Linked DNA regions of Homo sapiens: all the other regions are linked to region 1. The links are chromatin loops, found by intact Hi-C in ENCODE. Cell type or tissue: endothelial cell of umbilical vein. All regions are shown on one strand. Links, peaks and the distances in the headings refer to the core of each region. The heading gives the core; the rest is flanking DNA.

What was found. A loop is a pair of places that touch in the nucleus more often than their neighbours do. Peaks named below come from ENCODE experiments on the same cell type or tissue, not always from the same donor. Only the 100,000 strongest peaks of a DNase experiment are listed, where the experiment ranks them.
Region 2: it touches region 1 in a loop (25-fold over the local background); 106 of 110 quality-filtered maps call a loop at or near these places.
Region 3: it touches region 1 in a loop (9-fold over the local background); 21 of 110 quality-filtered maps call a loop at or near these places.
Region 4: it touches region 1 in a loop (3-fold over the local background); 16 of 110 quality-filtered maps call a loop at or near these places.
Region 5: it touches region 1 in a loop (4-fold over the local background); 24 of 110 quality-filtered maps call a loop at or near these places.
Region 6: a loop joins it to region 1, with 10 times the contacts of the local background. A loop is called at or near these places in 5 of 110 quality-filtered maps.
Region 7: a loop joins it to region 1, with 20 times the contacts of the local background. A loop is called at or near these places in 4 of 110 quality-filtered maps.

The regions. Positions count from the first base shown.
Region 1 is chr10:33,006,702-33,011,152 of GRCh38, reverse strand. The region is part of intron 2 of ITGB1-DT (ITGB1 divergent transcript); the gene reads right to left. Among named protein-coding and RNA genes, the nearest start is that of ITGB1-DT, 26 kb to the right of the region's middle. In endothelial cell of umbilical vein, for the core only: CTCF peaks have their summits at 510 and 2,231 (motif pointing right); a DNase peak (open chromatin) is centred at 2,252; H3K27ac peaks cover 305 bases.
Region 2 is chr10:32,793,146-32,797,596 of GRCh38, reverse strand. All of the region lies in intron 30 of CCDC7 (coiled-coil domain containing 7), which reads right to left. Among named protein-coding and RNA genes, the nearest start is that of SNORA86, 110 kb to the left of the region's middle. In endothelial cell of umbilical vein, for the core only: a CTCF peak has its summit at 1,829 (motif pointing left); a DNase peak (open chromatin) is centred at 1,796; H3K27me3 peaks cover 227 bases.
Region 3 is chr10:32,376,162-32,380,612 of GRCh38, reverse strand. It overlaps a transcript of EPC1 not described here. Among named protein-coding and RNA genes, the nearest start is that of EPC1-AS1, 31 kb to the right of the region's middle. RefSeq lists a silencer at 772-873 and enhancers at 1,248-1,748, 1,749-2,249. In endothelial cell of umbilical vein, for the core only: no CTCF peak of the experiment used is centred there; DNase peaks (open chromatin) are centred at 1,012, 1,802, 2,542, 2,932 and 1 weaker place; H3K4me3 peaks cover 3,335 bases; H3K27ac peaks cover 3,225 bases.
Region 4 is chr10:32,890,384-32,894,834 of GRCh38, reverse strand. No RefSeq gene overlaps it. Among named protein-coding and RNA genes, the nearest start is that of SNORA86, 8.9 kb to the left of the region's middle. In endothelial cell of umbilical vein, for the core only: no CTCF peak of the experiment used is centred there; no DNase peak of the experiment used is centred there.
Region 5 is chr10:32,935,908-32,940,358 of GRCh38, reverse strand. The region is part of intron 1 of ITGB1 (integrin subunit beta 1); the gene reads left to right. Among named protein-coding and RNA genes, the nearest start is that of ITGB1, 20 kb to the left of the region's middle. RefSeq lists an enhancer at 1,709-1,798. In endothelial cell of umbilical vein, for the core only: no CTCF peak of the experiment used is centred there; a DNase peak (open chromatin) is centred at 1,988; H3K27ac peaks cover 1,161 bases.
Region 6 is chr10:32,710,318-32,714,768 of GRCh38, reverse strand. It overlaps CCDC7 (coiled-coil domain containing 7), which reads right to left. Exons shown (of 44, transcript NM_001395015.1): 26 at 3,039-3,149. Among named protein-coding and RNA genes, the nearest start is that of SNORA86, 190 kb to the left of the region's middle. In endothelial cell of umbilical vein, for the core only: no CTCF peak of the experiment used is centred there; no DNase peak of the experiment used is centred there.
Region 7 is chr10:32,344,666-32,349,116 of GRCh38, reverse strand. It overlaps EPC1 (enhancer of polycomb 1), which reads left to right and starts at 1,959. Exons shown (of 14, transcript NM_001272004.3): 1 at 1,959-2,354. The coding sequence starts at 2,202. EPC1-AS1 (EPC1 antisense RNA 1) reads right to left here and starts at 1,753. Exons shown (of 2, transcript NR_104163.1): 1 at 1,642-1,753. RefSeq lists silencers at 1,369-1,498, 1,509-1,978, 2,649-2,928 and enhancers at 2,249-2,308, 2,329-2,428. In endothelial cell of umbilical vein, for the core only: a CTCF peak has its summit at 2,766 (motif pointing right); DNase peaks (open chromatin) are centred at 1,956, 2,316 and 2,756; H3K4me3 peaks cover 2,718 bases; H3K27ac peaks cover 1,922 bases.

The sequences.
Region 1 (4,451 bases), core at 298-4,297:
ACAAAAAGTACAAAATCAACCAGGTGTGGTGGTGCACACCTGTAGTCCCAGCTACTCAGGAGGCTGAGGCAGGAGGATCACCTGAGCCAAGGAGATAAAGGCTACAGTGAACTGTGATAGAGACACTGTACTCTAGCCTGGGCGACAGAGCAAGACCCTGTCTCAAAGCAGAAAGAAAAAATAAAAGTCACTTGTTACAACTATGCATTTAGATTTTCCTTAAACAATCAATTTATGCCTCTCTCTACTGCTTTTGTTTGATTAATACACACGATCATTCTAAATCAGTAGCATTGCATAACAATCTTGTTAACATCTATTTTCTAGGTATTTAATGGACTGATTTCATCAAGGCCATCCCTCTGAACTCCCTGAGTGTAGACATGATATTTTCATTTTACTACCCTGTGCTCCTGCCCAGCACACCCAAGCCTCAGGGCCCAAGCCAGGCATGGAAGAACAAAAGCATCCAAGGAGGCTTCATGGTGCAATTCCAGATGGAAAATGAATCCATCCTGTGGCCAGAGGAGGAACTACCTAGAAATTCTTCCCGACTCCGGTCATTCACTGACAACTCGTTAAAACACCCTTTCGCATGGCAGTGGTTTTTAATTATTCCTCATGTGCCTGTGAGCTCCAAAACCACAGGAGACCTTCCAGCAGGCTAGGAGGGCAGGAAGCAGTTGGAGCCACTGTGGTTTAAAGGAGTAAACAAGCCAGTTCAGGTATTTGGATGAGTGCAGAGGGCTGTGCCGGAGAATGTCATACATGCCCAAGCACTCGTTTGTGGTTTTCAAAAAGGACAAATGGGTGTGGGCTGAAAGTGTGGCATCGCCACCCAGAAAGAACTGAAATTGCCACCCAGGCTGCATAAGCACACACCCTGATTATCATCTGTTGTCTAGCTGCTCCTCACAATATGAGCTTGTGCTCGTTATCTAGAAATCGATCTGAAAATAAATACAGGCTTAGTGCATCACTCTATCAGTATGATGACCGTGGGGTGCACCAGGAAGGGGACTAGACAAGGAGGAAATACCCAGAGCTCCTGTCCTGGCACTGCCATTCCCAAGAACAAGTCTTGAAAATGCTCTGGGCTTCAGCGTCCTCGTTTGTAAATCAGGAATTACAATACCAGCTCCATCTTCCTTGCAGAATTATGAGCTGATAAAGAAAACCAATCGACAAGTATCTTACTGAGCTCACAGTGCTCCCAAACATGTAGACCCCGATGAGGGCTTGAAAAGGGATAAGAAATGGTATCTGGCCTGGAATATTTCCCAATAGATTTTGGATAAGATGAGACTGAAGCCTGTGTATCAATAGTAAACCATTTGACAAGTATTTGCACAAGCACACAGTTATAGAATATAACCTATAACCCTCATAGGATTACTCAGACAAGGGAGAGTGACATGGAGGGGCAACAGCTGGGCTGGATCCTACAGGATGAAAAGGCTTCATCTGGCAAAGGGAGGGAAGGACAGGACCCCATCTGAAGACTCAAAGGCTGCAATGAGCAACACTTCTTCAATGGGCCAGGGAAATGAAAATGTAAGGGTAGGATGACACTGGATTAAAGTAACAGTGAAATCAGATGGAGGAGGTATTTGGAAAGAAAGGGAAATTGAGTTCTAGGGTATTTTCAAAAAATAGTGACAAGTTTAAGGAAGATGAATCTAATGACAGTGTGTAGTCTGGTCAGAGCTAAGATGGAAACTGATATGGAAAAGCATCTATTGCTCACTCTTAGTAGCAGTAAGAAAAAAACTGGTAAGACTAGATGACTTACTAGATACAAGGGAAAGAGTTGGGTTAAAGTTCATTTAAATTTTTTAGCAGGGGGATTACAAGAACTTCTGCTCATTTGAAAGTCAGCAATACGTTCTTGTTTGCTTTGCTTTATTGGAGGATGGGGCCATTTAAAGCCATTGCTCCACATAGTATTCTGATTGCAATTGACTCATATGAATGACAATAATATTCCCTCACCAAGCACAGCTATTTATTACGTGGTTCTGTAAGTGTGGTTTTCTTCCCATCTTGATTTTGCATCAACTCCTGTTCTGTTTTGCAACAAGTCTTCAGCATTATATCATCTTGTTTTTTTTCAACCTGTGGAGCTCTGAAGCTCGGAAAGTAGAATCATCTCATAGAATCCAACAATCTTTATTTGAATCAATGCGGTTTCTGAAGTTTAGCTACCAGAGCATAGTGGCAAGGCGCAAATCCATTTTTGTCCACTAGGTGACAGACAAGAACTACTTTCTCTGCATCCCGCTGGAAAAATGAGAGCCACAATATGGAAAAACTAAGCACTGTGGCTCATACATTTCTATTTGTCTTCTGAACTTAGAAAAGGAAACACCAATTGGTATGCCCAATATCGCTCTGTAGTCCACTGAAAAATGCCGGAAGGGTTTTCAGACTACTGAGTTGGGGTACGGGTACTTTTGCTTTTTGTGTGGTTTTTTTGGAGTTTTTTGTTGCTTGATTGACGTCTTTGTGTTTTGTCCAGGTGAAAAATAGTGGCAGGAACAGATAATGAAGGTGGTAATGATAGTGTTATAAAGTGAGACTATATTGATTATAATGTATTAATTTTTAATTAATTCATTCATTAATTTTTTGCAGTCAGGGTTAAGGGGAGTGCCGGTGGGAAAGGCAGTGGGAATTGTGCAGGTGGAAGACATGATCAAGGTGAATAGCAATGAGACTGTTCCCAAAGGCCATACAGCCTTTGCCACCCTTTTCTAAAATTATTTTTTGAGACAGATTCTCATTCTGTTGCCCAGGCTGGAGTACAGTGGCACGACCATGGCTCATGGCTCACTGCAGCCTCAACCTCCCAGGCTCAAGCGATCCTCTCAGCTCAGACTCCCCAGTAGCTGGGACTGCAGGCGCACAACCCCACATCTGGCTTATTTTATTTTATTATTTTATTTTATTTTATATTTTATTTTATATTTTATTTTATTTTATTATTTTATTTATTTTATTTTATATTTTATTTTTATTTTTTATTTTATTTTATTTTATATTTTATTTTATTTTATTTTATATTTTATTTTATTTATTTTATTTTATTTTGTTTTATTTTATTTTATTTTATTTTATTTTATTTTATTTTATTTTATTTTATTTATTTTTTGAGACAGAGTTTCTCTCTTGTTGCCCTTGTTGCCCAGTCTGGAGTGCAATGGCGCAATCTCTGCTCACTGCAAACTTGGCCTCCTGAGTTCAAGCGATTCTCCTGCCTCAGCCTCCTAAGCAGCTGGGATTACAGGGGCCCGTCACATGCCCAGCCAGCTAATTTTTTGTATTTTTAGTAGAGATGGGGTTTCACCACGTTGGCCAGGCTGGTCTTAAGCTCCTGACCTCAGGTGATCCGCCCACCTCGGCCTCCCAAAGTGCTGGGATTACAGGCATGAGCCACCGCGCCTGGCCCTATTTTTACTTTATTTTAGAGACGGGGTCTCGCTATGTTGCCCGGGATGGTCTCCAACTCCTGGCCTCAAGTGATCCTCCTGCCTTGGCCTCCCAAGGTGCTAGGATTACAGGCAAGAGCCACTGTGCCTGGCCCCTTTTAGAAATGCCCTGGCAATCCAGACAGGGCTGAGAAACATGACTAAAAGTTACTTTACGGAGACATCTAGTTTATTCTTCTTCTGGATAGAACTATACTTAAATCAACAGTACAATGATGCTGACAGTGGGCTTCAAACCTGACTCTAATATTGAATTTCAGCTGGGCATGGTGCTCACGCTTGTAATCTCAGCACTTTGGGAGGCCAAGGCAGGAGGATTACCTGAGATCAGGAGTTCAAGACCAGCCTGGCCAACATGGTGAAATCGTCTCTCTACTAAAAACACAAAAATTAGCTCGGCGTGGTGGTGTGTGCCTGTAATTCCAGCTACTTGGGAGGCTGAGGCAGGAGAATTGCTTGAACCCCGGAGGCTGAGGTTGCATTGAGCTGAGATTGCGCCACTGCACTCCAGCCTGGGTGACAGAGCAAGACTCCATCTCAAAAACAAACAAAAACAACAACAACAATTGAATTGCTTCGAACAGTGGAGTAAGAATGGTTTTAATCAACATCCATTGAGTGTGTATTTTGTCTAACATACTCTACAGTTAGTATTCTTCAATTGATGTCATAACTATCACACCCACCCAAAGGAACTTAAAACTTACTGAAGCTTGTGAGACTGCTGCATATTTTTAAATATTCTAACAACATTCAGTTTTCTCCTACACACTTTCTAACAATATCGACAGCAAAATAAATATTGCTGCATTTGAAAATGAAATTTGAAAACAAACCTCTATTTACAACTCCCTTGGTAAAGTTTCTTTTTGTTTGTTTGTTGAGACAGAGTCTCGCCCTGTGGCCCAGGCTGGAGTGCAGCGGCGCCATCTCAGCTCACTGCAACCTCAGCCTCCTGAGTTC
Region 2 (4,451 bases), core at 254-4,253, 210 kb after region 1:
GATTTTGGTGCGCCCATCAGACGAGCAGTATACACTGCACCCAATTTGTAGCCTTTTATCCCTTACTCCCTCCCTACCCTTTGCTTTTGAGTCCCCAAAGTCCATTGTGTCATTCTTATGCCTTTGCATCCTCGTAGCTTAGCTCCCACTTATGAGTGAGAACATACAATGCTTGGTTTTCCATTCCTGAGTTACTTCACTTAGAATAATAGACTCCAATGTCACCCATGTCACTGATAATGCCATCAATTCATTCCTTTTTGTGGCTGAGTAGTATTCCATGATATATATTATATATGTATATATACACATATGTATATATATACGCATATATATACACACATATATATACGCATATATATACACATATATATGTGTGTGTGTATATGTGTGTATATATATACGTATATATATACACACACACACATATATACATACACATACCACAGTTTATCCACTCGTTGATTGATGGGCATTTAGGTTGGTTCCACATTTTTGCAATTGTGAATTATGCTGCTTATAAACATGCGTGTGCAAGTATCTTTTCATATAATGACTTCTTAGAACAATTCTGAGGTCACCTTGTTTCTTCCCCCGTCTTAAGTAGATTGTCTTTTAAATTTTGTGTGGAATTTTTGGAGGAGAGGGTAAAGTCTGATGCCCCTAGAATTCTGTATATTTAAAATAATTTTAAAAGGCCAGTAAATTTCACCAGGTTATTTTTATATGTTATTAATTCCCAATTTGTCCTGGGATGTCTTTTCGACTTATAAATTTGGGTCATCCATTATTGTAAAATTAATTCTTCAATTATGCCTTATAATATATTGTACATTTTATTTATTCTTCTTCAGGAATTCCAAATACTGAATTCTGGGAAATAGATATCTCATAAAGTGTGAAAAGCAAGTGCAAAGGTCCTCTGATGGAGTGAAATATAAAACATTTGAGAAACTGAAAGAAGCATTTTGGGCATGGCAAATAAGTATCATTGCTCCATGTTTCTAAGATCTATTCTCTGCACAGAAAGTTTAGGAAACTACATTGCTAAATCCATTTCTCTGTATTTTTCTAAGATAGAATTTACCAAAAAAAGATATCCATACTATATTTGGGAGATAGAAGATATGCCATTATCCTTTGCACATAGTTGCAGCCAGAAATGCAGGCAGATGTGAGGTTTGTAGCAGAATTATCTGTGAGCAAATGAGAACCCACAGACTTAAGACAGTTGGTGGGAGATTACTAAACAATAATTGAGTATTGAAAGCTTCTGATTTTAAAATGTTGGCATAGAAGCAATCTGGCTTTACTCCCTTTCCCCCACAGAAAGCCATAAAGAAATATACAGCATCAATATTATGACCAGCAATATCCAAGAACCCATTATGAGAATGAGACAATTTTTAGGACCACAGAGAAGCAACAAAAACTCAAAGCAGACAGCGACTTGTCCCTGCCTCAATCCCTGGGAAGAATAAGAGAGCCTGAAGTGAGAAATATCCCTGAGGACAGAGGAGACAGAGGGAGAAGTAAGCCTATCATCCTTAGCCCTCAAAACTGCTCTGTAACTTGGCCAAAGGGGATGTCAAATCAGTGGCTACTAAGAGTGGCTCTCAAAGGCCCAAAACAAATATAGGATCCAAACGCAGCAAGAGAAAATTTAATAACATATAAGAAGCACTATTGTGTAGGAGGTATATTCCACAGGTCCTCTGGGCACAAACTTCCAGCTACCCTTCCCACACCTTTGGGAACCCCCACTTTGAGAAGGGCATTGCTTTGTTTACTAAGGCCAAGGGAAACCTGGGTTTAAGGCTCCACCTAGTGCCAAAAATAAGGCAGTGAAAAAAATTTAATATGGAAATTGCAAAGAATCTCTAAGCAAATGTATCTAATAAAACCCAAAACAAGCCAGACAAAGAAGACAAATAAATAATTAATCCTTAAATGCAAAGATACAGGAATACATCCCCAATAAATAACAGCAAACAAGGAACCATGACTTCTTCAATTGGAAAAGCAAAAAAACAATGACTGATGCTAATGAGATGATGAGAGTTTTCCGACCAAAAATTCAAAATAGAAGTTTTAAGGAAACTCAGTAGTCTACAAGATTACAAATAAAAGCAATTCAGAAATCTATCACAGAAATTTAACAGAGATTGAAATAATTTTAAAAATCAAACAAATCTTGGCGCTGAGAAATACATTTGCTTAACTGAAAAATTTTTAGAGGCTCTCAACAGCAGAATAGATCAAGCAGAGGAAAAACCAGTGAGCCTGAAGAAAACCTAATTGAAAATACAGAGTGAAGGGGGGAAGAACAAAGAATGACATGGAACGAAGATTGCCTACAAAATATTTAAAAACCTCAAAAGACCAAATCTAAGAATTATTACTGTTCAAGAGGAAACTGAGCAAGAAAAAGGAATGCAAAGTTTATTTTTAAGAATAACAGAAAACTTTCCAAACCCTGAGAAAGATATAAATATTCAGGTATAGGAAAGTCAGAGAAAACCAAATAGATTCAACTGAAATATTGAATCTATTCAATATTGATTGATCCAGATGCCAAGACTAAATGGGGAGAAATCTGGGAACCCTACATGGGGTTGCCAAGCACTAGGATGCTTTCCAGACCCTGAACAGCTCCTAAGGAAGGGACGTCTCTAGCCTGAGTAGGCTGCCATACCTAGAGAGAACAGGGCTGACTTTCCTATGGAACTGGGGAAAGTCTGATCTGTTCACCCTCACTATGCATTTGACAAAAGTCTAATATCCATAATCTATAAGGAACATAAATCAGCAAGCAAAAGCAAATAACCCCATTAAAATATGGGCAAAGGACATGTATCAAAAGAAGACATACATGCACCAACAAATATATGAAAATATATATGAAAAATTGCTCATTATCACTAATATTAGAGAGATACAAATCAAAGCCATGAGATAACATATCACACTAGTCAGAACAGCTACTTTTAAGAAGTCAAAAAAACAACAGATGCTGGCAATGTTGAAAAATAAAAGGAAACACTTCTATAATAATGCTGGTGGGAATGTAACTTAGTTCAGCCACTGTGGAAAGCAGTGTGGAAATTTCCCAGAGAACTCAAAATAGAACTACCATTTGTCCTAACAATGCCACTGTTGGTTATATACACAAAGGAAAATAAATCATTCTACCAAAAAGACACATGCACTCAAAAGTTCATTACTGCACTATTCACAATAGCAAAGACATGGAATCAACCATGATTGTCATCAACTGTGGACTGGATAAAGAAAATATGGTACAATACACCACGGAAATGATGCAACTATAAAAAAGAATAAAATCATGTCCTTTGCAGCAACATAGATGCAACTAGAGGCCACTATCCTAAGACAATGCAGGGACAGAAAACCAAATACTGCAATGTGGACACAAGGATGGGAACAATAGATACTGGGGACTGCCTGATGTGGAGGAGAGTGGGAGAGGGACATGGGTGGGAAGGCTACCTATGGAGTACTATGCTCACCACCTTGGTGATGAGATCTTTCATACACCAAGCCTTAGCAATATGCAATTTACCCATGTAACAAACCTCCACATATACCCTGAACCTAATATAAAAGTAGAAAAACAGGAAACTTTGAAGTTAAACTACATACTAGACCAAACAGGCCTAACTGACATTTAGAAACTATTTCACACAACTGCTGTAGAATACTCAGTTTTTGTCAGCACATGGAATATTCTCCAGAATAGATCATAGTTATACCACAAAACAGTCTCGATAAATTCAAAAATAAAGAAATTCTACCAAGCATTTTTTGAAGCACAATGTAATAAATGCACTACAATCAATAATATGACAAACCTTGGAAATTGTATTAACACATGGAAATTAAACAACATTTTCTTGAATAACAAATGTATGAATAAAGAAATTAAGGAAATGTAAAATTTCTTGAAACAAATGAAAATGGGAATGCAACATACCAAATGTATGGGATACAGCAAAAGTGGTACTAATAAAGGTTATTCTGTCTTTCTGATCTCATTCAGATGTTTTTTGATTTATAAGTAAATTGTAAAGCTAATATCAAAACACATAAGACTAAGAGACAGAAAGGGAGAAAAAAACATGACTAATATATACATTAAAATATGTACAGGTACTACAGTAATGGATTTATAATCCATTACAAGGCTTCAATTTATATTTTTCACTTCTTTCCACCAATAATTCCATGTCCTCCCTTTCCCACAGCCAACTGCTTGGCTACCTAAGGGTCTTCCCTAGTTAAGATGGCTCAAAATTTTATTCTTGAAGGGAATAACCTTTTAGTTGTTCAGCCTTGATTATGTAATCTTCCAATGGACATATGTAATCTACTACCAGACATAAAAGTAGTAAAGAATCATGTCAGTAAATCCTTTGTATTCTAAAGTCTTC
Region 3 (4,451 bases), core at 240-4,239, 630 kb after region 1:
AATAAAGTATATGAAGGTATATACACATATGGATGTGCATATCTAGGTATTTTCTTTACCATGGCTGTTCATTAAATATATCTGACCCCAAGTCCACTCAGATTGTCTACTTCACTTGGCAGTAGAACAAACGCAGGAGACGCGGCCCAGAGAGGGGTCTAGCTCAAATGCTATCTAAATTGGCCCAGGCCCCATGGCGGTAGGCAACCTGTCTAGTGAAAGTTCAAGGAGGTCTCACTAAAAACACAGTGAGTTCTACCTCCTGGCTTATCATGGACAGGCTCTGTTTATTCCAGCTGTCCTATAATTAGCCCTTTTCACTCTCAAAGTATCCTGTGTTAGATGATAAATTCATAGTCACCCTAGCTATATCTTTCTAAGAATGTTACCTATTAAGTGCCAGGCAGGGATACCAGACCAACGTGTGTGTGTGTGTGTGCGTGTGTGCGTGTGTGTGTGTATATGTATGTGTATGTGTGTGTATATGTGCATGTGTGTGTATGTGTGTGGTGTGTGTGGGGAGGGGAAGAGGTTGTGAAGAATGTAGATAATTCCCCACCCCTTTCTTAATCCAGTTCCTTTAAACCCTGTTCTCTTCTTGGCTTGTTAGAAAATTTAGTGGGCAAAGAATTTTTACTGAATATGTTGACACATGTATGCAGTATTTGACACATTACGATCTTTGTCGACTTTTCTGACTTTACATTAGCAAACATAGTCTTGCGTCTGTTTAACGTTCATTTTTTTAAAGTCTTAGATTTTGTCTTTATTTAAAAGCCCAGTTGCAACCACCAAATACCTGACTCAGCTCACAACTAGAGACCGAGCATCAAATTTCCCAGCCCACTTAATTTGAAAGCCTGCCAAGATAGGTGAAAGACCTTATAAATATGTAAAGCAGGAAGTTCGAATTACAGTCAAGTAAATCTCTAGTGATTGATGTTCTTTTCAAAACAATTTTAAAAAACTAATAATGACCAGCACATTTCTAAGACCCTCTTACCAAAGGTTTCCCCCGAATTCAGACTCAATGGTGTACTTTCAGTACTGTATTTATTTTGGATTTTTATCACTTCCTGGAGGCCAGGAGGAGGCACAGTGGGAGGATCCTAAAAAACTCAGTACCACAGCCATTTTGTTTGTAAGGCAGAGTGGTAGAATTCTGTCAGCCAGTAAAGGTTTTTGAAACAGTTTTTAAGGGGGGCGGGGGAGGGGGAGGGAATATGCCTATTGTTTTCATTTAACCGCTAAATTCATTATTTTATTTTACTTTTTGCACACATCGTAGTTACTGTGAGTAAGAAATTATATTTTTTTTCCCAAGGAATTAAAGATCTCGGAGCTAAAGGAGTCATGAATTTTGTTCCAGGATGACTGGCTTCTCTAGGTACCTTCATGAGATCAAATCGAAAAAATATTTTGATGGACATCGTTTTTACATGGCCAGGTTTGCATGCAGAGGATCTATCGAGTGGTTGAAAAGGATCAACAATCTGCTCAAGAAAAACATGATAATGCTGTTTTAAAAAAAAAAAAACAAAAACAAAAAACAAACAAAAAAACCCCACATCCAAGAAGCCAGAGTGTTCCTTCAGATGTTAAAAGGGGCATTCCCCCGAGCTCACAGGCAGCCGTGGGTGCTATTGTCTTGCAGTGTCACTTCATAGCGAGCTTAGACTTTTGTCATTTTGGTGGCTGTGCTTTTAAAAGCCCAGTGTAAAATGGCACACACACTGCATTTTTTTCCGAGCTGCAGGAGGCGGGGGCAGCGGGGGATAGTGCAGACTGTAGGGACACTGCCCTCCCAGCCAATCAGCGCTCGCCTGCTTGCCATCGCAAAGTTGTTAACCCCAGAGTCTTCTGGCTGTGCTGCCTCCTCTGCTTTTAATCTTCTGTGGATATTTCTCCGATTTCCCCCAAAAGCCCACAGATCCTGGGGGAAGCCACCCCATTCGGCCACCGATCATGGAAGAAAGTATTACTTTTTATTTACCAAACATTTTAAAGATGTTGGAAGATCCATATGCTGCCTGGAGGCTGTTGTTTCTAGGGACACAAGTATCCAGCCTATATTGTTACAATTTTTTTTCAAGAACTGCCGTCTTCTTTGCCTGCACTAATGGTAAGTTTGTAATTTTCACCATTTATGTCAGTCTTTGAAAGAGCCACCGGCTAAAAAGGATTTTCATTGTGTTTCTTCTAACAAAACCAATCTTTGTATTTTTCTTTAGCTTTGATCTCTGCACGTTCTACCTAATCTTGCCTGGTTAATTTTTACCAAAAGAAAAAAAAATAGTTTTTTTTTTCATTGTTAAAGCTAAATGTTTATAATATAAATTATACTTTAATTACTGTGAACTACAGAGGAACTCAGATATTTCAAGATGGACTTGTTTTGTGCCAGTAATGTTGGCAATGCCAAATATGTGCATATCCTCTTTATAAAAATTATGTCTTACCTAATTTGTCCAGGACTCAATTATCAGCAGGCAAACTATGGATATAGTTTTTTTTTAAATGGACCTATTGTGGTTCTCTTGATAGATTACTTGGATACAAACTACAGAAAAGCTGCCCTTGGTATAATGAAGGTGGAGGTTGACATAACCGGGTTTATATTAAGTTATGGCTGTTACTAAATAGTGGATCTTTTATTTGCTGATCAGATCTCAACTTGTAGTCTATGATATTATTTCTTTGAAGCTCTTCATTAGATAATCTTTGCAGGTCTATCTTGTTTTTCTCCTATACGGTACATTTGGGAGACATTTTGTAATTTTTGGCATTTTTCTAATTTTTTTTCTTTTTGCACACGGTGGGAGATCTTTTTTGTTTTGCATTGATCTGTGTTGGTGGCGCTGTAGTGCTCCTCAACAATTTATGTCAGTTTCACTAAAAGAAAAAAGGAAGAAAAAAAAAGAGGTGGGGCAAGATTTGATCTATTCTCTTCTCCCTTTATTTTCTTAAAGAAAGTTCATTTTAGTCAGTGGAAGTATTCAGTTGTGTTATTTAAATGTTTTCTGTGAACTGTGAACTATGGTGAGAGCAGACATGTCGTCACAACCAGCCGAGGGAACATCAGGGACAGGCATGCAGTTTGCAGTTGTTTTATCTGATCTGATTTATCATCTCTATATCAGAATTATTCAGTAATAAGCTGTCGATTTATCCTTTTAGTAACATTTTGCATTTTCCTTATATTACAAAATTATATGTGTTAGTGTATTTTCAATTTAACCAAATGTCTGAGTTTTAGTTCCTTCAACATTGTAAAAGTTGAATTTCATTTTGAACCTAGGGATTTCTTAAATAACTATTCTAAGTTTCTCCTGAGGTTTTTCTAATAAGTAGTCATATAATAATTCCCACATTATTGTTTGTTTCATTTTGAAATGATACTTCAACTGAATTACAGATAGTCTTGTTTTAAAAATAACAAATATTTTGGAATAAGATAATTTTTTAAGAATATGTGCACAATTGCTTTTGGCTTTAAAAATTTTGATGTTCACATATCTAAATGCAGGATTATATCTTTTCCATCTTTGTTCTTATTGAGTTATCTGATTAGAGAATGTGGGATTTAGGCCCAAAGCCTCCCAAGAACAAAAATGTGTTACGATCTGACATAGGTTTTACTGGTCTCTGTAAACATTTTAGCTGTTTATGGAGATAGTAAGTGTGCCCTTAGTTCAAAAAGAAAGTGGGACGAATCAGTAATTGAACCCTAAAGCGTATTTTTTTTGGTCACATAAAATAAAAACAACTGAAATAGTACACTAGACCACTTTTCCATAAGATTGAAGAGATTATTTTTTGAAAGAGTGAACATTTCAAGAATTATTATTTAGCGTGTTTACCCACTTTGAAATACGTAAATGCTCATTTCACTTTTTAATCATTTAACAGGTTGAAGTAAAAGGATGTGTGAAAATGGCTAAAAATAGTATTTCTGATTTTTGTGTCTCTATACTCTATCTATATATCCCTTTCCTTGAACTTCAAAAATAATTATGTATTAGCCCATATTTTGTTTATACTATGCCATAAAAATGTGAAAATGTTCACTGTAACATTTTAGCTATTCATAAAATGTAAATGCCCCATCAAGGCTAGTTTTTGACATTATAGATTATTTATAGAATGAAATACTGCAGGTGTAAATATATTATCTAACCCTCTGGTTATGCTGGAGAGTTTAGTTCTCTGAAGTTGATCTACCAAATAAAATATACTTTCCAACACATGTATTGCTAAAATAGTCTGCTATTCAGAATGGCGATAATTTTTATTTTATTTAATCTCTGAAAACTAAACATGTGTATATAAGGTAGCCCCCTTTTAAAAACAAACTGATGCTCTGAAGTCCATATGGAGCTATGCAATGCTCTTTGTTCTCCTACATCATTGACTATTACATCATTGATTATGAAGTAACTATTATAGTTAAA
Region 4 (4,451 bases), core at 267-4,266, 120 kb after region 1:
GAGAAACCTTGAACAATACCCTGCTTTCAAGGGCAGAGGTCCCTGCAGCTTTCCGCAGTGCATTGTGCCCCTGGTTTATTGAGACTAGAGAATGGCAATGACTTTTACCAAGTATACTGCTTGTAAACATCTTGTTAACAAGGCACATCCTGCACAGCCCTAGATCCCTTAAACCTTGATTTCATACAACACATGTTTTTGTGAGCTCCAGGTTGGGTCAAAGTGGCTGGGGCAAAGTGGCTGGGGCAAAGCTACAAATTAACAACATCTCAGCAAAGCAACTGTTTAAAGTACAGGTCTTTTTCAAAATGGAGTCTCTTATGTCTTCCCTTTCTACATAGACACAGTGACAGTCTGATCTCTCTTTCTTTTCCCTACAGAGATGGTCACATAACATTGTGAATGTAATTAATGCCACTGAAACAAAGTGGCTTTAATTGCAAAAAAGAAAATGAAAAGGCAAGACATAGTGGGGAAAATATTAGCAAAGCGTATTGTCTGATAAAGGACTTTTATCTAGAACACATAAAGATCACTTAGAGTCTCAAGAATAAGAAGACCCCCCTAGAAGATTTAAACTGGACAAAATATTTGAACAGATGTTCCACCAGAGAAGATGAATGGCAAAAAAAACAAGCAAATGGAAAGACAAAATCATGAGATGCCATTAGACACCCACTAGAATGGCTGTAATTTAAATGGTTTCCAAGGATGTGGAACAACTGGCACTGTGATTTAGTGTTAGTGAGAATGTGAACTAGTGCAACCACTTTGGAAAACAAGTTGGCAGTTCTTAAAAAGTTAAAACATACGACTTAACATTTGAGTCAGCCATTCTACTTTTGAGCATTTACCCAAGTGAAGTGAAAACAAGTGTCCATACAAAGAATTGTTACACAAATGATCCTAGCAAGTCTGTTTATAATAGCCAATAATTGGAAACAACCCAATGTCCATCGACAAGTGAATGCACAAATTGTTGTATATTCAAACAATTTAATACGACTCAACACCAAAAACCAATAAACTGGATATATGCAACAGGCTCCAGGGGAGTCAAGATTTCCCCTTAGTTATGGTTGGAGAGGGTGTTACTGGGCTTCACTGTAGGGGTGACTTGGGAGCAGTGAAAGGATCAAATTGCCCAGCCCTGACTCCACATGTGAATCCTCATGGTGCCCTGGAGGAGGCAGTGCTGCTGAGGTAGGCACTTCCCTCGCTGCCACATTCCTTCTGCTCCTCTTCTCTCTGACCCTCAGAGGTCAAGTGGGACACCCTGGAAAGGGAAGCAGCTGCCCACAAGGCCAGTACCCTCCCCAGTTTTTTTAGGTAACAATCTGAAAGGACAAAGCCACAGGGCACTACTTGGTCCAGCAGGGGCTTGTCAGGTAAAACGTCCAAAGAGAGGAAAGGGAACAAAAGTTTTTTTCTTTAGTTACCTAGAATTACAATTTATTCTAAAGATTTTACTTAAAAGGAAAAAAAGGGACTGATTATCTTGGGGCGGAGCAGCCATACTAGAGAGTGCCCGCTTCCCGCCTCCCTCTGTTGCTCTTATCAACCAGAGACTAAGAAAACTTCAGCTTCAGGGGGCTGAAAACCTAAAACAAATGAAAGAAAAATAGGAAAAAAAATAGGAAAGAAAAAAAGACTGTCGCATTAGGCAGCTAGCTACAAGTCAAAAGTGGGAAAAAAAGAGGAACTTCAAGGACTAAGCTAATGCCAGTGTAGCAAACATAATGCTAGCCTCAGATCACCTATTGACTTATGAACAAACCTCTGGATACAGGAGAAAGTAAAAGATAAATAATATGTTTATAGATAATATTTTGATGTAAATATATAATTAAATATTAGGTATTTTCCATAATCAAATCCAGTTAGAAATTAAAACTTCATATATTTATATACTGAAGAATTTATGTAACAAAGGCTTTTATGCTTCTACAACATAGGTTCTAACTTTAACATTGGTTAATATGCACTAATTGAAAAAAATTCATGAACTTAATAAGCTGGCGCTCAAATTACAAGCCTGGGGATTCCACTAAATTCCACTGCTCCCATAAGCTTGAGAAGATAACTACATATGAAATTTTTTAAAATGAGTATGCCTCACTTTAACTGTAGCCTTGCCCAAGTTTCTCATAGTCATGTATCTGTTGCTGTAAAATATACTATATTGGGCCTAGATGGAAGCTCTGACACAATAAACAATTAAAGTAAGTCTTTGGCACTTAAAAACTTGGTAAAATGCAACCCCGTGAACCTCCAGTTAAGATAATTTATGTGATCCAATATAAGTTGAAACAAGACATTCAATGATTAAAACTAATTTTATAAAATAAATAAAGAGGTGATTATCCTCACTGCTGCTTTCAACAGCCCAATTTTTCTGTGTTTCCAAATCTGAAAAAAAAAAAATTTATAAATACATACACACACACACACACACACACACACACACACACACACACACACACACATATAGAAAGGGCACCTCATGATGATGGATTACTACAACCTTAATGCTGTGGTCCCATCCATTAGGGCTGACATAGTCAATACCTAATTCATTTAAATTGCTAATTTTATTCAGTTACCTGGTAAATCGTTTGCTCTTAAGGGTTTGGCTGAGGGTTCTGTTTAGTGCCTATTTCCATTGCCTCTCAGCTTCAGTTTACCTCCCCTTCTGCAGGGACCCAGTGCAGCCTTCCAGACAGCCTAGGAGGTCTCCCTGGCTCTGTTATTGCACATGACCTTTGCGGACAAGATCTTAGCAACATCCCCCTTCTCCAGGAGCGGGGGGAGGATGTCCTCCTCCAGGAGATTCATGTAATACTTTAAAGTACTTTAGTACTTTTGAGTACTGGTGGAAATGTATTCCTCATTTACAAATTTTACTTTAAAGTCATTAGACACTCCTGTGAATGGCGTCAAAAAACTCCCCTGGAGAAGCTTTGGCAGCCTTTTGCAATGCCTCCTGGAGGCTTTGGACCATTTAGGATGGCCATTAGTTGCCCAGAGCTGCTGATATAAGATATTACCCCCTTGGTCTCCTGGTATCCACCATTAAAACAACAAAGGATCGCTGCCTACTGGGCTGTCTTGGAAATGGGAGACTTTGAGAGTCCTTGAGCCTGTTACCCTCCAGACCCAGCTGCCCCTTATGCTTTGCGTCATGGAAACTGCAGCTTACAAGGTTGGCACAGCTACCTAGGCCTCCTTAAGGCAGGATGGATTAAAACCTGGGCCCCTGATACTTCCACCTGTCGGAGTGGGCAGCTTTCTCTGGCCCAAGTCCCTTGCCAAATGCCAGGAGCTCATTCGTCCCCCACACTCCCTGACTGCCTGGGAATCCCCTTGGGGTTAATGGAGTGAACAGTAATGGGAGTCGTAGACCATGCAAACGTCACTGCTAATCATCCCTGGTGAAGCTTACGGAAAGCTGTTGCTTTCCATCCCTTAGCCAGGATATCCCTAAAAAAGGACAGGACCCCAAAACCACCGCTGGCCAAAACTTAAGGCAGTCAGCACGGGATGTCCTGGTCAACAACTGGCTTCATCTTCATATTTATTGTAAATCTGAAAACTGTCCCCTTCACATCAAACAAACCCTCTAGGAATCTCTTGCATCACAGACACCCAAAGTATTAAAATCACTTATCTCCACACAGACTAAGGTCAAAATGTAGCGCCTTGCTAGGACATTCCTTGTTCCCTTCAGAGTTAACAGATTTTACTAATAACACCCAAGGCATGTGTTTTACTTCTTAGAATACACCACCCTTGGCTCTTGAAAAAGACATTGAATAGAACTTTCATGTCCCTGATAGGTCCCAAGTAACTAGTTTAATTGAAAGATGTAATGATGTCCTCAACTCCTTGAAATTCCAGTACCACAGATAAACTCCTGAAGTTTTCTAGTTTGTCCCGGGCTTTATCTATTATTGTGCTTTTTTTTTTCTTAAATCTTGTCCCCATCCGGTGAGGGCTGGAAGCCAGGTTGAGGAGGTGTCCTGTCCTGGGGCTCGTTAACCACAGATTGTCCTGCAGGCCAGGCAGCTGCTCATTGGATATGGAACACATTTTGGGTGATGGCAGAGCCCTCAGGAATGGGATTAATGCCCTTATTAAAGAGGACTGAGGGAGCTTGTTTGTCCCTTCCACCATCTGAGGACACAGCAAGGAAACAGAGGGTCACAGCGTCTGTGAACCTGGAAATGGGTCCTCGGCAGGCACCCAATGTGCCAGTGCCTTGATCTTGGACTTCTCAGCCTCCAGGACTGTGAGAAATACATTTCTGTTGTTTACAGGCCACCCACTTCATGGCATTTTGTTATAGCAGCCTGAATGGCCTAAGACAGGTGTTCAGGTCAAGGTTTGGTTTTTTAGCTTTTGTTTATTTTGCCTATGGATGTCCAGTTGCCCAATCACCATTTGATGGAGAG
Region 5 (4,451 bases), core at 436-4,435, 71 kb after region 1:
TTTTTTTTTTTTTTTGAGATGGAGTCTAGCTCTGTCGCCAGGCTGGAGTGCAGTGGCGCAATTTTGGCGCACTGTAACCTCCATCTCCTGGGTTCAAGTGATTCTCCTGCCTCAGCCTCCAGAGTAGCTGGGACTACAGATGCGCACCACCACGCCAAGCTAATTTTTGTATTTTTTTGTAGAGACGGGGTTTCACCATGTTGGCCAGGATGGTCTCCATTACTTGACCTTGTGATCTGCCCATCTTGGCCTCCCAAAGCGCTGGGATTACAGGCGTGAGCCACCGCCCCCAGCCTGTTGTTATTTGAGAGAGTATCTCTCCTTACAGAAAAAGTAAAACAGCCTCAGGCAGGTCCAGGTCCTTCAGGAAGTGGTCCCGAAGAAGGAGATCTTTTAGGAGATGACAGCTCCATGTGTCATTGGAGACAGGATATGCAGGCGCAAGACAGTGACATTGATGATCCTGACCCAGGGCAGCTGTGCAGGCTTTAGGCTAATGTAGTGTGTATTTGTGTCCACAGTACTGTGTATAGTAATGTCAGTAATGTCCTGTTCAGTGTGTGTTCTGTGCAGTGTACTCACTTGCCCCTCTCACTCACTCACTCACTCACTCACTCACTCACTCACTCACTCACTTACCCACCCAGCCATCCAGAGCAGCTTCCAGTCCTGCAAGCTATATTCATGGTAATAGAGGTGCATCAATTTTAAAATCTTTTGTACCATACTTTTACTGTGTAGTTTTTCTGTGTCTAACTGTGCGTAGATACACACATGCTTACTGCAGCATTCCAGTTGCCTGCAGTATTCAGGACAGTCTTGTGCTGGACAGGTGTGTAGCCTAGGGGCAATAGGCTGTACCGTAGAGCCTGGATGTGTAGGAGGCCACACCATCTCGGTTTGTGTAAGTGCACTGTGATGGTTGCACAAAGATGAGATTGCCTTCGCATTTCTCAGAGCTCTTTCTTTGTTAAATGACACATGAAGGTACTGGGTTGAGGAGAGGGAAGGTAGGTAGGAAATGGAGACCAGTGTAGACAACTGTTTCTAGGTCTTTGACCGTGAAGAGGAGACAAGCGTTAGAATTAGGACAGCAACTGAAAGGCATCTTTCCCTGTTATCCCCTCATACTCTGTTTTATATGGAATGCCATTGGGAGGAAACCCCTTCAGGTCCTTTTCTCAGCATAAGAATCACCTGGAGTCCAGGCCCCATGCTCAGGGATTGTGGATTTTAAGCCTAGGGCATCCAGGTAAACCCAATGCAGTTGTTCTCTAGGCCCACTTAGAGAAGTGCTGTCCTGGGAGCTTTGTGGCGTAGGACTTGGGCACCTGTTCCTTCCCCTTCCATGCGCATGTGCAGGGGGCACCCAGTACCGGTAGAAGGGAAGGCCAGCAGCATTGAAAGCGAGGCTCCCTGGCCCTCTGCCTCTCCTTTCCTGTCCGGGTCTCTGTGGCTTGCTTCCCTCAGGCCACTTCTAACTGTGGTCTCCTCTCCGCCCCCTGGTCCTGTAGCTCTTCTGTGTTCTTAATTGGAGTCATCCTCTAGCCTTTCCCTTTCCCTGAGAGAAAGCCTCGCCTTTTACAGATATCACTAGCCAATGGCAGTGCCTCTCTGTTTCTTGCCAGTGCCCCGCCAGTCGCCAGTCGCAGGATCGTTGACATCTGTCATTAAACTGTTTCCAGCTGCTGGCCTTGTTCTCTCAGCTGTTCTTCAACACTGAAGCCTTGTTTCGCCTGCTTCCGGGTTTGGAGCTCTTCCGGAGGCACAAGGGTTTCAGAAGGTTGACTTTTTGCCTTGTCAAGGTTTATAGAAGGAAAGGACAGTGACATTTAAAGTAGTGTGGCTCCGAATGTTAGGAATCATTTTCTGTTACCTAATAACTTCATCTTAGTGGTGATTGTCTAAATTGTATGATATGTTGACAGATTTCTCAAAGCAGTCTCTAGTGATCATTAAACAGCCTGAGTTGTATCCTGAAGAAACATGTATCTGTCCATATATGGAACAAATATTTGTTCCATTCCCTTTGTGTGGAAACTGCCTGCATGCTTCATTCATCACAGTAATGCATTTCCTCAGGAACTTTTAATGTTTCAGGTGTCTGTTGTCATAGCTTTGGAATCGTGATAACATTATTTGACTTGCTTAGAATTATAGTCTAATGGATTTACTACACACTAAACCTTTTAGACAGGCCTTGAAAGGTGAATTTGGTAGGCATTTCACACTTCTGTGACACTCAGATTTTGCTGGTCTCTTGGATACAGTCACAAGTGATATGTAAGCAAAACTGCAAGCTCAGGCATAACAGCCTGCTGGGCTGAGCACGATTGCAGAAGTGAATGACTTTTCACGTTACGCTTAACTCTTTTCTCTCGGGTGCTCAGAGCACAACTTAAAGCATTCTCTCTGAGCCAGGGGAATAGCATCCTGGAATGTAAGCCCTTGAAGATGGAGGTCTGTAAAAGAAATATTCAGTGTTAACTTGGAATTCAGTGAACTTTTTTCATATTAAAGGAAATTTGTCAAGAAAAATAATTGCACAGTTAAATTGTGCTACAGTTGTTTTCATTAAGAAAGTAGAAAGAAGACCCTAACAGTTTAAAAAACAAATGGCCCTCATTGTCTTTATATTGTGCATATAACTCTTTGTTATCTTCAGATTATATGAAACTATTAGTATTATTTTTATATTCTTCTCATCTTTTTTTCTTTTGCCTTGAGAAAGTCACGTTCTTCTCATTGTGTACTTTACATCCAAAATTATTTTGTAACTCTTTTTTTTTTTTTTTTTTTTTTTTGAGACGGAGTCTCGCTCTTTCGCCAGGCTAGAGTACAGTGGCGCGATCTTGGCTCACTGCAACCTCCGCCTCCCGGGTTCAAGCGATTCTCCTGCCTCAGCCTCCTGAGAAGCTGGGATTACAGGAGTATGCCACCACACCCAGCTAATTTTTGCATTTTTAGTAGAGACGGGGTTTCACTATGTTGTCCAGGATGGTCTCGATCTCCTGACCTCGTGATCCACCCGCCTTGGTCTCCCAAAGTGCTGGATTACAGGCGTGAGCCACTGCACTTGGCCCTCTATAACTCTAAATGTTGCTGCATTTTATTATTGCAATGACTAATAAGTCCCTAAACTTGATGCAGTTAGATTTCCCTGTTATTGGATATAGGATATTTACATTTTTGCTCTTGTGAATATACTAGAGTACTATACTGAATGTGTGTGTATATGTGTGTCACCTTTTATATATTTAAGTATTTCCTTAGGGTAAATTCCCAGTAGCTGGATTATTAGAGGGTAGAAATTTTTTTATGGTTTTTGATATAAATTGTCAAATTATTTCCCAAAAAGTTGTATCAGTTCACAGAGCTACCAGTTGGTTTCTCGCAGCCATCTGCTATAGTTTTGTTGGGTTAAAAAACTTTCTATTTTTGCTAGTTCATCTTATGTTGCTTTAATTTACATTTTCCAATAACGATTAAACCTAAACTTTTTTTGTATAAATTTGCTTTTTTGAGTATTTCTTCTTGTGGAGGGACAGATACTTATATATAATTATTAGATTGGCTGCTAGTCCAAGAGCAGTAAGTAGTTAAGGGATCAAGTCAGCAACCAGTGGCCGTAGCCATCTTTGACCAATCAAAGATATAGATTCATATCATCGTGAAAGCTTTGATTCAGAGAAAATAGTTATATATGTACCTAATGGTAGGAAATTGGGGTAGTTGTATTTAGTATATAGAATATTACCTAATTTTTTGGTTAGAGGTTCTAGAAGACAAGACTTTTTCAGTTTGTCTTATGCCCTCTTTTTTTTTGTTGGGGGAGAGGTGGGGGGTCTGGACACTCTAGGAAATTAAAACTGAGTATTTTACTTATTGCATGCATAGAAGTTGATTTTCTTTTCTTTTCTTTCTTTTTTTTTGAGATGGAGTCCTGCTCTGTTGCCCAGGCTGGAGTGCAGTGGCATAATCTTGGCTCAGTGAAACCTTTGCCTCCCAGGTTCAAGCAGTTCTCCTGCCTCAGCCTCCGGAGTAGCTGGGACTACAGGCACCCACGACGATGCCTGGCTAATTTTTAGTAGAGCTGGGGTTTCTCCATGTTGGCTGGGTTGGTCTCAAACTCCTGACCTCAGGTGATCTGCCTGCCTCAGCCTCCCAAAGTGCTGAGATTCCAGGCGTGAGCCAGCGCTCCTGGCAGAAGTTGATTTTCTTAAAAAAGAGAGATAATAGGAAAACAAGCTCAAAAATCTATTTGGGGCCTTATGCAGGATGTTGGCCTTAGCCTGAAGAAATAAAAACTGATGAAGCGCATTGTTAGCAGAGGGATGACTTGATCAGGTTTTTGAAAACGAATGTTCAGCATTGAGGTAACTGAGGCATCTGGATATGCTGGTCTGGGCCCCTGGGAGCCGCAGGAGATAATGGAGATAGAGATTCTATGG
Region 6 (4,451 bases), core at 211-4,210, 300 kb after region 1:
GTTTACACTGTGAGGGGAAAACCACCTACTCAAGCCTCAGTAATGGCGACACCCCTCCCCCCACCAAGCTTGAGCATCCCAGGTTGACTTCAGACTGCTGTGCTGGCTGCGAGAATTTCAAGCCAGTGGATCTCAGTTGGGCTCTGTGAGGGTGGGATCCACTGAGGAAGACCACTCAGCTCCCTGGCTTCAGCCCCCTTTCCAGGGGAGCGAATGGTTCTGTCTCACTGGCATTCCATGTGCCACTGGGTTATGAAAAAAACTCCTGCAACTAGCTTGGTGTCTGCCCAAACAGCTGCCCAGTTTTGTGCTTGAAACCTAGGGCCCTGGTGGTGTAGGCACCCAAAGGAATCTCCTGGTCTGCGTGATGCGAAGACTGTGGGAAAAGCATAGTATCTGGGCCAGATGGCACTGTCCCTCATGGCACAGTCCCTCACGGCTTCCCTTGGCTAGGGGAAGGAGTTCCCTGACCCCTTGCACTTCCTGGGTGAGGCAATGCCCCACCCTGCTTCTGCTCGCCCTCCTTGAGCTGCACCCACTTTCTAACCAGTCCCAATGAGACGAACCGAGTACCTCAGTTAGAAATGCAGAAACCACCCACCTTCTGCATTGGTATCACTGGGAGCTGCAGACTGGAGCTGTTCCTATTTGGCCATCTTGCCTGGGAATATAGCCCCCAGTTTTCTAACCAAACTCCCACAGTGGTTCAAATTAGAGAACCAACAAAGGGCTTCTTACAGTATCCTGGCCAGCCACGCTGATAGTCCCTTGGTTGCACAGTGAGAGTGAAAAGAACAGATGATAAGATTGTTGACCAGACTCAGATTTCTAGATTCAGTTATTTCAATTCTGCTGGTTATCAAACCTCCTCCTAAGGTCATGTCAATCAGATATAGTCCAGATATTAACTGGCAAATCTTGAGCATGGAAAACGTGGCTGCTGCCCAGATAGCAAACACTGGCCAATGGAAAGAGTGGCAAAAAAATGGCAATCATGTGCCCTCTGCTGCTCAATCCAGGCAATGGCCTTCTAGAGGAGATCTATGAGATTGGTCACCAAACAACAGGGTCTCAAAGGAGTAGGATTGATGGGCCCCCCAATAGATAGTGAGCCATGGTGGTCCCACCAGGCACTAAGGTCCATATGGTGATGTCCACTATGAACAGTATGAGTGCTATTTTCTCTAACCCTCTCAGTGAATCTTGAGACTTGAGTAGTTTGCTTCCTTGATGAAGGAAGTAATCTTATGAAATTTAGAGTGATACATTGTGGGATCTAACATACAGACCCTTCCTACTTTTACCCAGATCTCTCATCTTTCACAAATAAGCATGACTAGGGGTTAGTACAAGGTCCCTAGGTCCCCAGTGGGGAACTGAGGACCTACACCTAGGACAAAGTTTGAAGTGGGGGTGGGAAAAAATGACATTTCTTGGGCCTTTTGGATACTGGTCAACAAATTACTGTGATCCTCACAATCCCTGACATGAGGACGAGGAGGAAACAAATAATTCTTTCTAGTTTTTAATCTGAGGTCACCACAAACAGGACCTCTTTCTAAACCAACTATGGGGTAGATCCCTTTGGGCCACTATAAACCCCTATTGTCATGGCCTCTACTACTGAATATATTACTAGTTAAATACATTTTCTATATGAACCAACACTAGCATTTACACCCACCTCCTGATGGGATTTGCTGCAGTCCAGGTATTTCGTGGGATATGTGGAAGATCATGACCTACCAAACTACTGGCACGTAGTACCAATGTCTACCAAAACCAGTATTAACACTCTGGGGATAAAAAAGGGAATAATTTCCCTCATTGCCAAGCTTTAAGAACCCAACTATCTGTACACTATTTCTGTATTCAATAGACTCATCTGGCCTATGTGAAAGACCTCAGGTGCCTAAACTCTGTACTGATAAGGGTTCTAAAAAGCATAAGTGCTACCTTTGGCACCAATGGTAACCTGACATTGTGACAGTTACAGAGGCTGTTGTCCAGGATGAAGGAACTTGGTATGTACCAATTGACATAGCAAATGTCCTTTCAGCATTCCTCTCCAAGAGGATGATCAGGATTAGTTAGAATTATGTAGGATAGGTTACAATAAACCACTAATATCTTTCCACAAGGCTTCCAAAATTCCCCAACTATCTGTATCAATGCATAGGTTATGACCTGGACAAAGTTCCACTCCTGGAAGAAGCATTAACTTTCTGAACTGTTTATGAAATCATCCTAGTGAGCTCAGACAAGGACACTACCCAAAAGGAACCAGATGCTCTGTTCACCCACGTGCAGCATGTACTGTGCCATTATCATTGGAAAAGGCACAAGGACCTAAAACCCAAGTGAAATTCCTGGGTGTAATCCGTAAAGGCTATGGTGTAATCTGTAAAGGCTATGGTGCTCCATTCCAGAGATGATGATTGTCGATGCTTTTGGCCAGCTCTGACTCGAAAAGTAAAAATAATGTGAGCAATAAATGGGACCATTCATCTGCTGCCATGCTCACATTCAAGCCACAGAGATCAGACAGCATCCTCTATCAGGTTACCATAAAGACCACTACCTTTGAATGGGGCCTTGACCAGCATGATACCCTGGAAATCCTTCTACTGGCCACCCTGGCTGCCCTTGTACCTCTCTGATTTCCATTTGTTGCTTCAGTTACAGATCTCGGCAATACTTCTGCCTACTGACTGGGACTACAACAGATCAGAGGTGCCCATAAATGGCCAGCAGCAGATGAGAGGTACCCATCTTTTGTGAGACAATTATTGGCCTATTATTGTCCTGAGATGGATACTGAGAGCATAAATTAAGTTGTGTAATAATATTACGACAAGAAATTCTAACCAAAACATATCATTATCTTTGTTTTCTTTCTTGAGTTATGTTAGAGTATTTACAGAGTATAAATTATCAATAAAATATATGTTCTCAAATACGTAAGTATGAACCAAAGAAAAAAGTTCTTTTGAGATTTACTTAAAATAATATAAAATAGCTATCATCATTATACTTACTGCTACGTCCTTCTCCTTCAGAAGTTTCTTGAATCTCTAATTGCACTTGGATTTTTGACACTGAATCTTGATGTTTAAGCATAGGATTTTCACCTGATTCTTCATCATGAGCTATGTTAAGAGAGAAATTTAGTCCCTTACTAGAAAAACAAATCTACTATGAAATCCTAGAGTTCAAATTTATAACAAGTGGAAGCAACATTTTCTTTCATCTTATAAAGTTATAAGTAAACTACCTTAATGCTAGCTCTGACATGAAAATGGTGAGAAAAGTTTCAATGTATGTTGAAGATGTATTATTATTTCATAAATATTCCTAGATATTAAATGTGTTTTATATTAGTCTCTACTTTCCTTAAGTTATTTATACTTTAGGTTAATACATAATCATAGACCAAACAATGAAAATGCATATGTTCAAGGTCATTCATTACAGCATTATTTGTAATTGCAAAGTATTCAAAACCATTGAGATTTTTAAGCACAGGAGACTGGCTGAATGAACATATATATATACACACACACACAGTTATATGTATATATATACACACATGCATATATACATGTATATGTGTGTATGTATATATATATTTATATATATATACACACACACACCAGAAACAATGGTATAATATCAATTATGGTATATAATTATGTGTATCTATGTGTGGATGAATATATATGGTTTATGATATGGTACACATGGCTGTACATACAGTGAGAAGTTACCCTCCCATCTATGCTGATACATCCTACCTTTGCCCAATGTCTTTTTGTGGGAAAATGTAACATTAATGGAGTCAGTGACCTTCCATGTTTACACTCTTGCTTATGTTGTTGCAGTAAGTGAATAAAGGCTTAATTGTTACCTTCAATCTCGCTTGCTATCTTAATTGACCACCTTCACACTTGGCAGCTCCCCTGGTAACAAATGACTGTGAGCAGGGTGGTCAATTAAGCACAATGCCTTTCTGGAAAAGCAAAAAGCATGCAGATCCCCAGGGCATTTGTGGGAGATGCTAGAGTTGAGACCTCTTGGGGGATACTAGTGGATCATTTGCAAGAGTCTGACTGTCCCATGGTGCACTCTGCCAGCCCTATCAGTGGGTCTTAGAAAGTGCTGTCCAACACCATGGGGCACTCTCAGAGAATGCTAGCGGATTGTTTACATAAGCTTTTTGGTTCTGAGGGACACCAGTGGTCCTCCTCTTTAGGCCTAGACTCTCAGGCAAAGATGCCTGGTGGGGCAAATTAGAGATCCAACAGACGGCCTCTGAGAAAGCTAGAGAAGCAATTCCTTGGCCACTGCTATTGTCCCCTGCAGATGAGACTGAAAGTTTTCAGAGAACCTGCGAGCTGATTTGCATCAATAACAGCTCTTAGTTCTAAAGAGGTACCAGGCAATGACAGACA
Region 7 (4,451 bases), core at 316-4,315, 660 kb after region 1:
TTTCGGAACTGTTAAACCTGGCTAAACAGGTGTCATTCCACAGTGAAGTTGGCAATTCTTGAGGCTCCCAGAAAGTGACTGCTATCTAATGACTCAGCTTGTGGATACGTCGCTACCGTTGTCTTAAGATACCTTTCTTCCCTTCATTTTTACTTTTTTTGCAAAGTTAACCCACACTTATCCTACATAATTTTACTCAGATATCATCTCTTCCAAAAAGTCTTCCCTTGCTACTTCATTAGAACTACTCTCCTGGGTTGGGCGCCACTCTTGCCCCTTCCCACAGTGGCCTGGGCTTCCACCATAACACTTAGCTCGCCGTGTGGCAGTTGCCATTCGCGGGTCCTTCTCCCCACTGTGTAAGCTCCTCCAGGAGCCCTGTGGGTGCCAAGCTGACTTGGAAGGCTATGAGGGCTCAATACACACCCTCAATACTCATTGAATGAATAAAGGCACGGTCTCTGTGTAGGAAATGCAGGTGAACGTCCTTATGCCTCACTTAAGTGAGCTGCCAATATCGGAGTTTAAGTATAATTTTGGAGAACTGCAATCCGTCCTGTTTTCTCCCTACCCCGCGGGAGCTGGCTAAACCAGCCTGGAGGCTAGCAGTTTGCCTGTGTGCCCTAAGCTAGTGACAGCTCATATCAAGCCCAGTATTTAAGGAGCGTGATTACTTTTACTACGTAGTTCCCAGGGAGAAAAGCAACTCAAAACATTTTTGTATCTTTTTGTATCTTGTTGCACAAGATACAAAATTGTGCACTAAGATACAAATTGAAACTCGAATTGAAATTTGGCTGCCAATTTATTAAACCCACCCCAACAATCTTCCCTATTAACAACAACAACAACGAAGAGATCTCAGGATACCCATTTTCATGTGTAATATAAACCGATGCCACCCATCTATCATATCCATCTAAATCTAATAATTCAGCTTTTTGTTTGGCGGGAGTACGACAGGTCTTTATATGATTCAATGTTACAAAGTTTTTCAGAGGACAAATGATGAAAGTGTGAACCCACGGCTATGATGAAGCCGCAGTCTCTTTGAGTACAGAATCATGAGCTAGATATAAAGAACTGGCTTTAAATTCTGAAGTAGATCTTGCTTTTAAATGTTATAGTGGTGGGTAATAATTTCCTTTGCTTCAGTTACTATTTAAAAAGTAAATATGTGTAGATGAAAATGCAGGATTTAAAAAAATCTACTTTGTAGAATAGGATACCTATCATTTATATTAAGCCCAATGCGTGGGAAACGGATCAATGACTTGATGCGGTGCCTATAAAACATTATAATCCAAAGTTGCATTAGGACATAAAAATAACTGCTGATAAAAGTTTACTCAAAGTAGCATCTGCCCCTAATTCAGTTTGTATTTTTATCGTAAAGACCTAAGGCGCCGCGGGAACTAGGCTGTGCGTTCGCCCCCCGCGGCAGACGGCGGCGCGCGGCGCCTCTGGAGCGCCCCTCCGAAGCCCCGTGGGGGCGGCCGTGGCCCCGGGGCAGCCGCTGGCGAGCACCCCAGAGGTCCGAGCCCTCCGAGCCCCAGGTGCCCGGGGCCCGAGCCCCGCCTGCCACTCTCCCCAGCTGCCTTTCCAAACGGCGGCGTGCTGGTGGAGAGAGTTTTCCCGCACCTTGTTCGCCCGTCAGAAAGCGGCGCCGGGAGGGAGCGAGCGTGAGAAAGTGAGCGTGTGCGCTGCAGGAGAGCACGACCCAAGAGCCGGCGCCCGGTGTCCGAGCGCCCAGTCCGCCCTGTCCGCCCCCGGACCCGCGAAGGGCGGGGGCCCGGAGCAGCGAGGCGCGGGAAGCGAGGCCGGCGGGTGCCGGGGGTTGGCGGGACGCGCGCTTCGTGCCGGCGCCGGCCTCGAGCCCGCGCTCCCTCCCCCCGCCCGCGTGCCCGCGCCGCTGCGCGATGCAGTGTGGGGAATGGCTGGGGTTGGCTGAAGAGCGCACAGTGGAGTTTTAATGTCCGCCATGTTGGCCATGGCGTATTGAAGAGAGCGAGCGAGAGAGGAGCGGAGCGGCACAGCCTCCCACCCTCCCGGCTGGTGTTAGTGCCCGGACGGCGGGCTCTGCGCTCCGCCCCTCAAGTCCCCGGCAGCGGTTGGCGAGTGGGGACCGAACCCCCGGTTCTCCATGATCCCGCTGGCCGGGGCCGTTTCCCCAGAGCGGAGAGGTATCTGCTGCGCCTGAGATGAGTAAACTGTCGTTTCGGGCGCGGGCGCTAGACGCCTCGAAGCCGCTGCCGGTTTTCCGCTGTGAGGATCTGCCCGACCTGCACGAATACGCCTCGATAAACAGGGCCGTGCCGCAGATGCCCACCGGAATGGAGAAGGAAGAGGAGTCGGTACGTGTTAACTCCCCTGTCCGACCCACCGTCAGGCCCGCTCCCTCTGCTGCCTGCGGCGGCGGCGGAGCAGCAAACCCACACAAAATGGCCGCCATCTTCTCTTCGCCGCCGACTCTCAGTCGCCGGCCGGGCCTATACCCCGCCTCCCCCAGCCTCGACCCCCGGCCGCCGCGGCCCAGCGGGGCCCCTTCTAAGGCCACCCGCTGACCCTGGCCACTTGTACCCGGGTCCCGCGGAGTTCGGGGGCCCGAAAGGCACAAAGGGGTCACGTGACGAAGCTGCCGGCAGCCATTTTGTGTCTTAGTTCTTGGGTTGGGCCTTGTGCATCCGGAGAGGGGAACGGGCTGGGTGGCTGTGGGGGTGCGGCGAGTCGGGAGCCGTGGAGGACCCGCCTACAGGCCTCTCCGTGGGCCGCTGGGTGGCGCTCCAGGGCCACTGCGGCCTGCGCGCCGCTGCCCGGGCCGGGAGCGCAGGTTCTGTGCACAGTCGGGGAATTTGATTGCCCCATGGTCTGGGAAGCTTGTTGGGCTCAGTGCAGCCCCCACGTGGAGCCTCAGACGGGCATGTCATGTCGCCTGCTGCTCTATGAGGCTTTTCTCCCCCTCTGCAAGGAAATGTCGAGGGTGCAGCGTGTTTGCCCGGACGACTTACTTTTCTAGAAGATAAGACTTACTTTCAGTGTCCTCTTTCTGGGACGTTTGTATCCATCCCTCTCCAGAGCTAGTTGGTCGGAGGATAATAAACCACTATCCCTGACTTTTTCTGTGATCCTTGCGAATATCTTGCAGATTTGTTTGGAGTACCTCTCTCTTCTGAAGCCTGTAACCTTACCTATTTGTAAAATAAATTTAAGTTCTCCTGCTCTCTGGTATCTCAACATAGGGGGAGAAAAGACCCAATTTAAGTAACTTTTATAGATCTAAATTTCGAAGGAGGATCCTTTCTTATTCAAAACCGAACTAAAACTAAGTGACTTGATTCACAGAAATCTTAATATTGAGATGTCTAAATTGGGTGGGTTTCAGCACGTAAATGTTGACAACTAATAGACATTTTACCATCGCTGTGGCTTTACCTTGTTGTGGAAGTTGGGTTCGGACACCAGGATAATAGAATCTTCCTCTCATTTCCCCCAGATCCTTGACAGTATAACTTGATGACTTCTAATCCTAAGGAATTGCATACCTTGGTTTTCAGGTACAGCCATTTAAACAGGGTGCAGTGTATTGACAGTTCAAGGAAGTCCAGGAGTCGCGTGGATTTGTGTGCTACAATTTTGTTGTGGAAAATTGTACTGTAATACTTCTCTTGGTACTGTAAGAATTTTTAATGTAGAAATTATGCTCTGTAATGTTGTTTTTGGAAATAAAACTGTTTAAACTCTTTGGGTTGTTTAACCTTTTAAAGTGAAATAGCTGTGACAGTGAAATGTTACTTTTGAGAGTAGTGTCTTAAATCTAACTTTACAGATAAGCCAAGTGTATGTAGTAGCTCAGATTGTCTAGTTGGGCACTGACTTTCAGCACATTGTCTCATGAGACACTACCTCTTAATTTATTTTACTTGTATCAACTTTAGAGTAGCATGGCCATTTGTTTATTTTTTAATAAGTGATTTGTTTTTAAAAATTAAAGTACTTGTGACTGCAGAATCTTGTCTTTTGGTTTTATTTTTATTTCTAAGTTTTACAGATAATACTTTCAAGTATTGGGGTGTTGGTTTTACCCTGCCCTGGAAATTAATTTGTAATTCTTGTTCAGCAGCCAAGGAAGGGGAAAGCCTTGATTAAAGCAAGACAGCACAACAGTACACTTTAGACTTTAGTTAAGTCTTGCTTCTGTGAATACTTTGGACAGTCCCAAGAGTTACAACCTGAAGTCAGAGCTGAGCTCAATGAAGTATCAGTGCTTGTTAAATTTTACGGGTAATTTTTATTCGCTGAAATAATTTAGATTTTTCTTCTTTTCTTTTCTGAGATGGAGTCTCACTCTGTTGCCCAGGCTGGAGTGCAGTGGCAGCATCTCGGCTCACTACAACCCTCCGCCTCCCGAGTTCAAGTGATTCTCCTTCCTCAGCCTCCCCAGTAGCTGGGAT